Regions from separate parts of the Mus musculus genome. Here region 2 is linked to region 1. The links are chromatin loops, found by intact Hi-C in ENCODE. Cell type or tissue: gastrocnemius. All regions are shown on one strand. Links, peaks and the distances in the headings refer to the core of each region. The heading gives the core; the rest is flanking DNA.

Region 1 (6,248 bases), core at 651-5,650:
GATGGGACCCCTTGGGATATACAGAAGAAACGCACCAGCTCCTAGGGTAGGAAGTGTTGGCAGAGCCAACTGCTGAGCAAAGGTGACATTTACATAAAGTCTTCTCTGATGTAGACATCAACCAACACCTTCCGGACATCCAGTATCCAAGTCCAGAGCCAAGACCAGAGGCTGCTCACACTATGGCTGGACAAGGACGGACGGCGGACTTTCAGGGATGTGGTCAGGTGAGTGGGGCTTTCTACTCCTAGGACTCCTGCCCCAACAGGGAAACCCTGAACGCCCACAGTCTCCTGACCATGGCCCAGGCTACTTATCAGAGTCAGATCTGTGGTCAGGTAAGTTTTAGGCCACTGTCTTATGAATTGACGTTAGTGCTAAATGTTCCCAGGACTCCTCGGGGCACACACAGCTGAACATCCTTCTGTTTCAACCTTGCTGCCTGTATTGAACTTTCATCACAGGCTCCCCTTCTGGGGCATCTGCACTCCCATTTTGTAACTTTTGCAAGTTTTCCCCGGAAAGGTAGACACAAAGACACAGTGGCCTAGATCCAAGCATCTCTCCCACTATCAGAGAACCTTGCAACATGAGGACCTCCTTCTCTGATTTGTTTTGTCTTTTTTCTAACTCTCTCTCTCTCTCTCTCTCTCTCTCTCTCTCTCTCTCTCTCTCTCTGTTCCCTATAAAAGTTGCTCTACCTTTTAAATGTGGTCTACCTTTTTAATCAGGGAAAATCTGGTTTCTGATTACCTTCTAAGCTGGTCTCTCCCCACTGCAGATTTGAGGTCAGTCCCTGCCCAGAGCCATGTTCACGGACCCAGAAATCCAAGACGTCAGCGCTCAATTCGCACGGGCAGGAGACAGAGAAGAACATGGCCAAGCCCAATTCTCTTCTGATGCCCATCAACACATTCTCTGGCATCATCCAATAAGCTTACCAGGACAGTGGGAGATCTGGGTCCAGGGGCAGCAGACCCAAGAAGGAAGAAACACTACCCACCCATCCACAACATTTACACTGACAGCCCCACTGGGCAGCTCTGCTTGGACCAGGAGCCAGAGAATGCCTGGGAATTAAAAGAGCCTGGGTTGTAATGAATAAGGGGCATGTGATAAAGATGGATGCAGCCCACGGCTCCCAGATTGCTGGACAGAGTTGGAATGAGATGAGCTGATGCATACTCAAGCCAGCTTCTCCCAGAAACATCTTTCTTGTGATGATGTTCATTTCCCGTTTCTCATCCACCATCCACTCCAGCTCCCTAGGGAGTCCTGAGAACTGGTGTCAGTTAGCTGCAGGTATAGCTGGTGGTTCAGCGGTAGAGCACTTGCCTAGTGTGTGGGAGGCCTTGGGTTTGACCTCAGTTTATAAAAAGGGGTTCAGAGCTGATGGGTTCACTATTTGTACAGCGCCCTGTGGCTTTGGAAGGACCAGGGAGTAGGTAGTGAATACTGTATTTGCTCCCTTCTGACTTCATACCATCCTTTGCAGCTCTCAAGGCCACGGTTCGCCAGTGCCGAGGGGGGTCGGTCTGTCTCAGTAAAGAAGAGAGTGATAGTCTCAATAAAAGCACACTAAAGTGTTACTGCTTCCGTGTGTGTGTGTGTGTGTGTGTGTGTGTGTGTGTGTGTGTGTGTCTGTGTGTGTGTGTGACACATTATATATATGTAGGTCAGAAGACAATTTGTGGAAATTTATTGTTTCCTTCCACAGTGTGGGTCCTGGAAACAAAACTCAGGTTGTCAAACTTGGCAGCAAACACCTTTACCCACTGATCCATGACCACAGCGCTGCACAGGAAGTCAGAAGACAGAACTTGATCTAACCAAATGAATTCTCTTAGGCTGGATAACAGTCTTGTGCCACATTCACTGCTGTGGTCCGTTCCCCTACTCTTTCCTCTCCCCTTTTTTTTCTTAAGGACTCTCTCAAGCAGAGGCAGGAATGCAGGGAGCCTTCAGGAAAGCCAGAGCTTAGAGAATAAGAAAAATTGGCGTTTCAAGTAAAAAAGAAAAGTTGTACATTGTCTTAATTAGAGTCTTACTGCTGTGAACAGACACCATGACCAAGGCAACTCTTATAAAGACAACATTTAATTGGGGCTGGCTGACAGGTTCAGAGGTTCAGTCCAGTATCATCAAGGTGGGAGCATAGTAATGTCTAGGCAGGGATGGAGCAGGAAGAGCTGAGAGTTCTACATCTTCATCTGAAGGCTGCTAGGAGAAGACTGGCTTCCAGGTAGCTAGGATGAGGGTCTCAAAGCCCATGCCCACAGTGACACACTTCCTCCAACAAGGACACACCTCCAAATAGTGTCAGTCCCTGCGCCAAGCATATACAAACCATCACACAAAGCCATAGTAGTGTTCTTGGCCCTACGATCCATGGCCTCATATAGCATGGGGGAGAAATAGAAAAAGTCCAAGGGAGTTAGACTTGAGCTCCTTCCTGTCAACTAGATGGAGTCCCTGGGCTGGTGGGATCCTTTGAAGCCGGGAATCCATATTAGTTACTTTACTGTCGCTGGGCTAAAACGTCATGACCAAAGAGCAACTATAGAAAGAGTTTGTTTTGGCTCAGGGGTTCCAGAGGGATGAGAGTCCACTGTGGCAGGAAGGATGGCAGCAAGCAGCGGGCGGGCATGGCGGCAGGAAGCCGAGAGCTCACATTGTCCAGCACAAGCATGAAGCAGTGAGAGCAAACAGAGAGGCAGCTTTAAACTCTCAAAGCCCTTGCCAGACGCATACGCCTTTAATCTCAGCACCCCAGCGGCAGAGGAAGGTGGATCTCTGCGAGTTCCAGGGCAGCCTGGTCTACAAGAGGGAGTTTCAGGACAGCCAGAGCTACACAGAGAAACCCTGACTCAAAAACCCCAAAACCCCAAAAGAAAAAAAAAAAACTCTCAAAACCTGATCCTAGTGTCATACTTCTTCCAGTAAAACCTGCTAACTGTCCCACCACTACCACCAAACAGCGCCACCAACTGGGGGCCAGGCATTAAAATATTCGAGTGTACGGCGACCATTCTCATTCAAGTCAATATAGAATGGGGGGTGAGTGTCAGTAAAGTAACTAATATGGCATTTTATCTCTGACCTCATTATTCCAGGAACAAGGGAAAGTCCCATGACCCATTCTTAAAGCCAAGGATGATGTGAGTAGGGCTCAGGGTTGCTTTAGTATACACACCCAAAGGCAGTCCAGGCTGACAGAAAGTCTCTGCTCGCCCATGGGCGTGGAAAGCAGGAAATGTTTTCTCCGGTAGCCAGAAGCAGTCAAGCCCAAAGAGTCTCAAAGAGCCAAGAAAGCAGCTGCGGGAAAGAGCAAGTGGGGGGAAGGCTGCTGAAAGAGGCAAAGGCAGGGGCACTGTGGTGGGGGGGGGGGGGGCGGCGCAGGCGGGCTGGCAGGTGGGAGGGCAGGCAGTCTTTAGTGGTTTGAAACTGGTAACAATCATGGCCTCACTGAGTCTGACCTGGGATTTTCTGTTTTTCTGAACTGAGGTGATGTGAACTGCTTCAGACCAGTTTGAACGTTCACAATCACACAAGCATTAGGTTTTTGTTTTGGTGTGTGTGTGTGTGTGTGTGTGTGTGTTTAGGTTTGTGGTTGATATCTTTGAGACAAGATCTCATATAACAAAGGCTGGTCTTGAACTCCTGATTCTCCTGCTTCTACCTCCAGATGTGGGATTAAGCCTCCACACCCATTAATCACTTGCATGTTTGTTTTCTTTTTGCTCAGTTTTGTAAACAAGGTCTCACCTCAAAAAAGCTAGCTGAGGCTGATGATGAACTCCTGATCCCCCTGCCTCCATCCCTCAAGTGTTAGACTCAGGCATGCGTCACCATACCCAGCTAGCAACTCTTAGTTTTTAAATTTTAATTTAATAACGTTTTAATCCTTAGGTTCTAAGTATCAGTGAGAGTCTGTCAGCCATATGGTAAGAGAAAGTGCGGAGGACCTTAGCTGTCTACCCGTCTCCTGAGAAATTACCATTTCAAATTTAGCTACACATACATATTGGCTGGCAAACACCCCCCACTCTCCAATCCACGGCCAAATTAGGTGCATTGAGCAAGCCTTGAATGAAAAATGAATGGACCAAATCAGAGCTGGGATACAGCTCAGTGGTAGAGATGGAGACCCTAGGTCTGAGAACAAATAATTCCCGCATCTGTAGCTGGATAGTTGGCCATTCTGGAGGAAAGCCTATGGTACACCTCCTCCCCCCCCCCCCCCCCATGATTTCAAGGGCTCGAATCTTAGTTCAGTTGAGAGAGGAAATGCCTCTGGGGAGAGAAAAAAATCTGGAGCCATTTCTCATGACCTGGATGCCACTGAATTCATGTGTGGAAACCTTTACTTGGCTAATAAACTATTTCTTTTGACCTGCAATTTTTAAGTATCTGTATTCACTTCCTCTACTGAGGTTCCTCTACTGAGGTTCCTCTACTGAGGTTCAAAGCCAGCTAAGAATCTCTGGAGTGCATTCCTAAACAGGGCAGGCAACAGCATTCTATTGAGTGTGTACATTGTGTACATACTGCCTGGGACTGTGAGGTGCTACCAGGATTGAATATATATATATATAAATGCCTTTCTGGGTGAACAGAGAGATTATTGACAAAAGTGCAAGCCAAGGAGGGGAAGTCTGAGTCCTCTGGTGATGGCCAGACAGAATTGGGATTTCACTTACAATCAACAGGACCAACTCTGTAGATCGCCACTGACCAGTGGGCCTATGAATACAGACCTGAGGACGAGGGATGTGTGAGGACCAGAGATGTGCAGATGTTCACTTCATTCTTCTCTTCCCGGACACATCCCCATCCTGACCCTGTCAGTTTCTCAGGCCTGAGGCAGTCCAGGCGCCCAGCAGCACCTGTGGTCAGAACGCGCCCAGCAAACCACAGGGCGTCCGTCATCCATTAGGTGGCGCAGGTGAGGCGCAGGTACAACAGGTGCAGCAGGTACAGTCAACAGGTGCGTGGGCTCCGCCCCCGCCGCGTCTCTCTCTTGGGGCGGGGCCACTTCCGGGAGGGTGGCCGGACATGGGGGCAAATAGCCGTTGGCTAGGTGACTGGAGGTGACGCAGTTTGGCTTGCTCGGAACCCTGAGCCAGCGATTCTCCCTTCCCAGGATATGGAGCGCCGCGCGCCCCGCATCTAACTTAGTCCTGTGTCCTTCCGGGTCTGGCAGAATCCCGTAACCATGAGCCCCAACCCGCAATGGGACGTCCCCAGGGCACTACGGGTGGCCAGGCTCTTCCACTTGGTGTGCGGAGTCCGGGATGCCTGTGTGACTCCGTTCCTGACCCTCTACCTGAGGCAACTGGGTGTGGCCGCGCCCTTGGTGGGCATCCTCATGGGAACCAAGCACCTGATCGCTACCTGCTGGATTCCCTTCTGTGCCTTCCTGGCCAAACGCTACCAGAAAAGGAGAATGTTTTTGACTGGCTCATTGCTGAGCTCCGCAGGCGCCAGCCTCCTGATGGTCCTCGTCCCACCGGTGGACAGAAATCTGGTCAACCACTTTTGTAATGGAAGCAGTAGAGTGGCCACCACTATCTTACCGCTGGGGGTCACACAAACTGTGATCATGACCCCTACCCAGGGGTCTGGAGCACCCAACCTCCCAGGCAGCAGGCACACCAGAGCCCTGGACACTTCTGGCTTTCCAAATGGATCTGAAGGAACATTTAGCGGTCTGCAGACCTATTTAGTGGGCTCTGTTGAAGGAGCCAGGACCACTACACAAGGCCTCCATCTTGTCACTTCTGGGTTGAGAGATAATTCCCAGAAAGGGACTTTTGAGGTAGGCAATGTTACCCTGAATCTACTTCCTGGAAGTACAGCTCTTGGAGGTCCCGTCAACTTGTCAAAGCCCCAGGGGGACACCCAGACCCCTGATCACTCCTCGAAAGGGTCACCGTGGACTTTCATCCTCTCCTTGGGAGTTGTTGTATTCTGGGAACTCCTGGCAGCCCCTCTGGAGCAGGTGGCGGATGACAGTCTTTATGAATACCTGGATTTCGTAGACGCCACTGATCGGAACAGAGACCTGTGGGTGTGGAAACTGTTAGGTGTATCAGCAGGTGTGTGTGGCATCGCAGCCTTGGTGGGGCATCTGGAATGCCTCCTCGTGGCCAATGGTCCTCAGGGCGTGATTTATTTCTACAGCTACTCGCTGGTCAGTACCCTGGCCTTAGCAGTGAGCACTGCCTTTCCTGTTCCCATAGACCAGC
Region 2 (5,000 bases), core at 1-5,000, 250 kb after region 1:
TTGGCTCTCAGAGAGCCTTGGGGACATATGGATGGATGGTCAGCCTGCTGTGTTCTTAGACTCAGTGAGTGGCATTTTCACTGTGCTCTGCTCTCACACAGCTGTTGGCAGAAGAAAAGGGCATCTCTGCTCGCTATGCAGAAGAGCGGGACCGGGCTGAAGCTGAGGCCAGAGAGAAAGAAACCAAAGCGCTCTCCCTGGCGCGGGCCCTTGAGGAGGCCTTGGAGGCGAAGGAGGAATTCGAGAGGCAGAACAAGCAGCTTCGAGCAGACATGGAAGACCTGATGAGCTCTAAAGACGATGTGGGGAAGAACGTAAGTCACCTGTAGTTGCAAGGGACAGAAAGGGCCTGGGACACAGGCCCAGAGCAGAGCCAACTCGAGCCCTGTCCTGGAGGCAGATAGGGGCCAATCTGCTCTCATTCACCTGAGCCAAGATACATGTGGAAATCTGCAGGTATGTCCATGTGCCGTACACATGCCCAATGCCCTTGAGAGCAGAAGAGGGCATTGGATCCCTTGGAACTAGACTTACAGGTGTTTGTGAGCTGCCATGTGGGCTGCAAATTGAAACCAGGTCCTCCACAAGGGCACTCAGTGTTCTCTACCGCTGAGACAATCTCCCCAGACCCCATTTGTGGAATTCTTGCAGCAACCCTAGCAGGTAGCCAGATGTTGAACCTTACCCTGGCCCTTCCTGCCCCAGTTCATCCTGTCAGGCACCTCTCAACATGGGCATCTACAATATCAGTGGTTGCAAACCTAGATATTCCAAGATCCCCTGGAAAAAAGAGGTTTGTGGGAACTGAAGCACATTTCTTCCACTCCCCACCCAGCCTTCCCTGTGAGACCTGAGTGCTGGCCTTCAGGGTATGGGTAGTTGTCAGACTTGCAGTTTAGAGATTTCTGTGTGCTCTCACAGGCATGCCTTCTCCAGAGTCCCCATGCTAGTTCCTCACCCTGCACCCTCCCTTAGTATCTGACCAGCAGAGAGCTGCAGAGTAAATCCAGACCTGCAAATCAAAGATGACGTTCCCCTGGGCTCTTCTCCTAGCTTGCATTATTTTGGGGTTTTGAGACAGAGCTTCTCTGTGTAATAGCCCTGGCTGTCCTAGAACTCACTTTGTAGACCAGCCAGCGCTAGCCTTGAACTCATAGAGCCCACCAGCCTCTGCATCACCGTGCCCTGCTTCTCCTGTTGTTACCCCATGCACTTTGTAGCCAAGACCTGTTTTGTTGGTTTTGAGAAGTGTGGAAACAACCATAAAGAGGTGTGGTCTGCATGGATCCAAGCCATCTGACCATATCATAGGTGATGGAAGACCATCCTCATCCTGCCGGGCCTTCTGCGTACAGCTCCATGGCCAAGAAGAGCATAGCCAGGATAGATCCAACCATGTAAAAGTGAAGAGAAGACTGTAGTGGTTCTATAGTCATTTTCTCTAGTCATCAACATTCTCACACTCATGGTGACTGCTGAGTTACCAAACACTACTTAGCAAATGGACCTTCCTAAGTTCTGTGGCTTGCCCCTGCCAAGCTAACAGCACATAGGTCTGCTTCAGGAGGTCAGGCGGTTAGTTGGGATAGGAGGTAGAGGACCTCAGTACACTGCCAGTCTCAGAAGGCTCATCTTGGTGGAGACTGTGTTCAGAGAGAGGTCAGACCTCATGGCCAGGCCCTGCTTTTCAGACTGCCTCTGTGGCAGGCTGCTCGAGAGCCTTCCCATTGTGAGTGATCTCTTCTGAGGCTCACACAGCAGGCGCCGTGACTGTGCTTTAGCTTCAGAGCTCTGTCACGCGAGTCGGGTGATTAAAACACGTGTGACCACAGAACTGCGAGATTAGGTCACATCTCTGCTCACCAGCCCTGACGCTTCCTTGCCTTAGGTCCACGAGCTTGAGAAATCCAAGCGAGCCTTGGAGCAGCAGGTGGAGGAGATGCGGACCCAGCTGGAGGAGCTGGAGGACGAGCTGCAGGCCACTGAGGATGCCAAGCTCCGCCTGGAAGTCAACATGCAGGCCATGAAGGCCCAGTTTGAGAGGGACCTGCAAACCCGAGATGAGCAGAATGAAGAAAAGAAGCGGCTGCTGCTTAAGCAGGTGGGTGGAGGGAGGCTCTGCCGTGCCCTGGGAAGCACTAGCAGGAGGAAAGGCTGAGTCTGGCAGTAAGGGGTTTAGATAGTCTCTCTCCAACATCACTGCTGCCTAGCCAGGCTGTCTGTCCATCAAAGGGAAGCCATGAGAGCACTCAGGGTCTAAGAATAGGGACCCACCTGCCCAGCAGATGGGGGGACACTGCAGATTCCCATCACTCAGATGTCATGGCCTCCTTAAGTCACCCACCCTTAAAGGGCTCCTTAGAAGAGAAAGAAAAGGGTTGATAGTTAATTTTGTGAGTGTATGTTTGGTTGGTTGATTGGTTTCTTCTCTATGTACTCAAACTCAGAGTTTAATTCCAAGTGCCTGGCTTATATTACATTTTTTAAACCTAAAAAGAATCTCACGATTGGTCTGGAGAGATGGCTCAGTGGTTCAGAGCACTGGCTGCTCTTTCAGAGGTCGTGAGTTCAGTTTCCAGCCCACATGGTGGCTCACAGCCATCTCTAATGGGATCTGATGCCCTCTTCTGGCCTTCAGCTAGGCATGCATGTCATATTAAATATAGACAGAACGCTCAAAATATTTAAATAAATAGATCTTAAGGAAATTTGTGGTTGATGTTTCTGAGGTATGTGTGTGTGTGTGTGTGTGTGTGTGTGTGTGTGTGTGTGTGTGTGTGCGTGTGCTTTGAAAGTGATTTTGGATACTTTGAGTGTCCCTTGGAGTTCATGGAAACCAGTCTTGATTTATATTTAATTTTATTTTACTACTTTTGTTTCACTAACATTAACTTGATTCATTCTTTATTGTTGACTAACTTACGCCAAACGTAGTGAGTTAAAGCCACATTTCTGGCGTCCCGTTTCTGTGGGGTGGCCTGGGTTGGGCTGGAGGAGGTGACGCATGCGCTCACCCTCCCAGCATGGACAGGAACCTCAGCACTTGTTAGCAGCCTGGCTGAAGGCTGCTCGCATGCCCTGTGGAGGCCACCTGCCCAAGAGCAAAAGGCCCAGGGAAGCCAGCGAGAGCTGTGCCTTTACAGTTCATCCCTCTCGTCCTCTTCTCTAGAAGTGAGTCCCAAGTTCAGCCCACACACAGGACCTCTTCAAGGACAATTTTCCAAGAACTGATAGATGTATTTAAAGCACACTGAAGAACCTCAGGGCAGTTTCCATACCTAAAGAGCCTCCTTATCCCAAGCGCAGCAGAGCCAGATCTGCAGCATACAGTCAGGTGCGGAGACTCACCACAGTGGAAGCAACCATCTGTCCCTTCCTCCTCCTGGTCGTCTGCAGGAGCAGGTGCAACAGATCCATGGTCTCCCCTTGGAGAAGACCCCCCCTTAGGCTTCTTGGTGTCACTCAAAGAGCACCTCCCTTCCCACTTTGCCAGTTCATGACAAGTGATCTATCTGCTCAGAGCCCCCACTGCAAGATCACCTAGGGCACCTACATACATGGGAGTTTTTCCTGGATGAATGGAAATGCAGGACAGACCAGGAAGCTCACGGCACAGCTCCCAGTCTGGACAGTTTTAGTTCATTGTTAGTACAGGCATTAGGGTTGGACTGAAATGATAAACACACACACACACACACCCGCTTCTCCTCTCCCACCCACCCCCTCTGCCTCACACAAGGGTACAAGTAACCAGGACTGTGCCATCCTGTCCTGTGGTACAGCTAAAGCGTCAAGAACACCCCAGAATGAGTGGCCATGGGGGATGGGGTGTGTTGCTCTACCCCAGCTCACGTTTGTCTGTGTATCTTCCTCTCCTCCTGTGTGCTGTGTGCTCTAAAGCTTTCCTGTGGCCTCAGCTGCTAGCTTCCCTTTGCTGGTCTATCAAGTGGGGCTTCTGCCTGGTCTGAAGCCCAAAACCTGAGCGAGCCTAGCTCTGCAGCATGGATCCCAGACACATAAGTCAGGCCTAGCTCCCTCGCTCCAGGACACGGTTAGGGTTAGGGTTGAGCCTGTTCCCCTGGCCTCTGGACTGCTGCCCTGTGCTCCAGGCGTCTTTCCTGTTTGTTAAATCATTATCCTCTGCTTCCTATCTTTCTGACTCAGTCACCTGGACTGTGAGCCTAAGGTCTTCCCTCTTGGGTCCCCTAGTGCTACCAGCAGGCGTGGCCTCTCCCATGGGGTGGTTTCCAAGACCTTCTGAACTAAGCCCAGACCTGCTAATAAGACATAGGGACTTGTTGGTAACAGGGACCTCTGCAAAGTGACAAGCTCCCCTAGCCAAAGTATCAAGAGCCCAGGATAACGTAATCCAACACTGTCCTTCAGGTGCGGGAGCTCGAGGCAGAGCTGGAGGATGAGCGGAAACAGCGGGCACTGGCTGTGGCGTCAAAGAAGAAGATGGAGATAGACCTGAAGGACCTGGAGGCTCAGATCGAGGCTGCGAACAAAGCCCGGGATGAAGTGATCAAGCAGCTTCGCAAACTTCAGGTAGGGATGGCAGGCTTACCTTGGTGGGACAGGCCACATAGCCTTACTGGAACCAAGATGAAACTGAAGCTGGAAGACCATGCAGCACCCAACTGTCACCTTGTCACCGAGCCACTGTCATGATGAGGACCAGAGCAGCTGTCCCCTAGGTTACTGGGTTTTCTTTTGAGTCAGAGCTGGGGATGGTGGCCAGGAGGAGTGTCCTTGCTGGAATCTGGTCCTGTGCCCCTAAATGCCCTTAGCAACAACTTCACTGTCTAGCTCTGTCTCCAAAGGGAAGTGGTGTCCCTTTCCTCCTGCACTGCTGGGAATGTAATTTTCAGACAGCTGCAAGCATCACTCTTGCTACCTGGATGATACAGTTCTATAGCCTCGCTGAGAAGAGGAGCGGTATGCATGATAAAGTACGGTGTGGGCTGACCCTGCTCTTCCTGGCTGGGTGTAGGCACTGA

Evidence for each region. Peaks named below come from ENCODE experiments on the same cell type or tissue, not always from the same donor. Only the 100,000 strongest peaks of a DNase experiment are listed, where the experiment ranks them.
Region 2: a loop joins it to region 1, with 2.3 times the contacts of the local background. A loop is called at or near these places in 15 of 42 quality-filtered maps.

What each region holds. Positions count from the first base shown.
Region 1 is chr11:68,551,110-68,557,357 of GRCm38, forward strand. Pik3r6 (phosphoinositide-3-kinase regulatory subunit 5) reads left to right here. Exons shown (of 20, transcript NM_001081566.2): 19 at 115-227; 20 at 782-1,586. The coding sequence ends at 935. Mfsd6l (major facilitator superfamily domain containing 6-like) reads left to right here and starts at 5,077. Exons shown (of 1, transcript NM_146004.1): 1 at 5,077-6,248. The coding sequence starts at 5,216. In gastrocnemius, for the core only: a CTCF peak has its summit at 2,983 (motif pointing left); DNase peaks (open chromatin) are centred at 2,978 and 5,033; H3K27ac peaks cover 1,181 bases.
Region 2 is chr11:68,802,739-68,807,738 of GRCm38, forward strand. Myh10 (myosin, heavy polypeptide 10, non-muscle) reads left to right here. Exons shown (of 41, transcript NM_175260.2): 32 at 102-314; 33 at 1,889-2,101; 34 at 4,387-4,548. Among named protein-coding and RNA genes, the nearest start is that of Ndel1, 48 kb to the right of the region's middle. In gastrocnemius, for the core only: a CTCF peak has its summit at 2,627 (motif pointing left); a DNase peak (open chromatin) is centred at 2,602.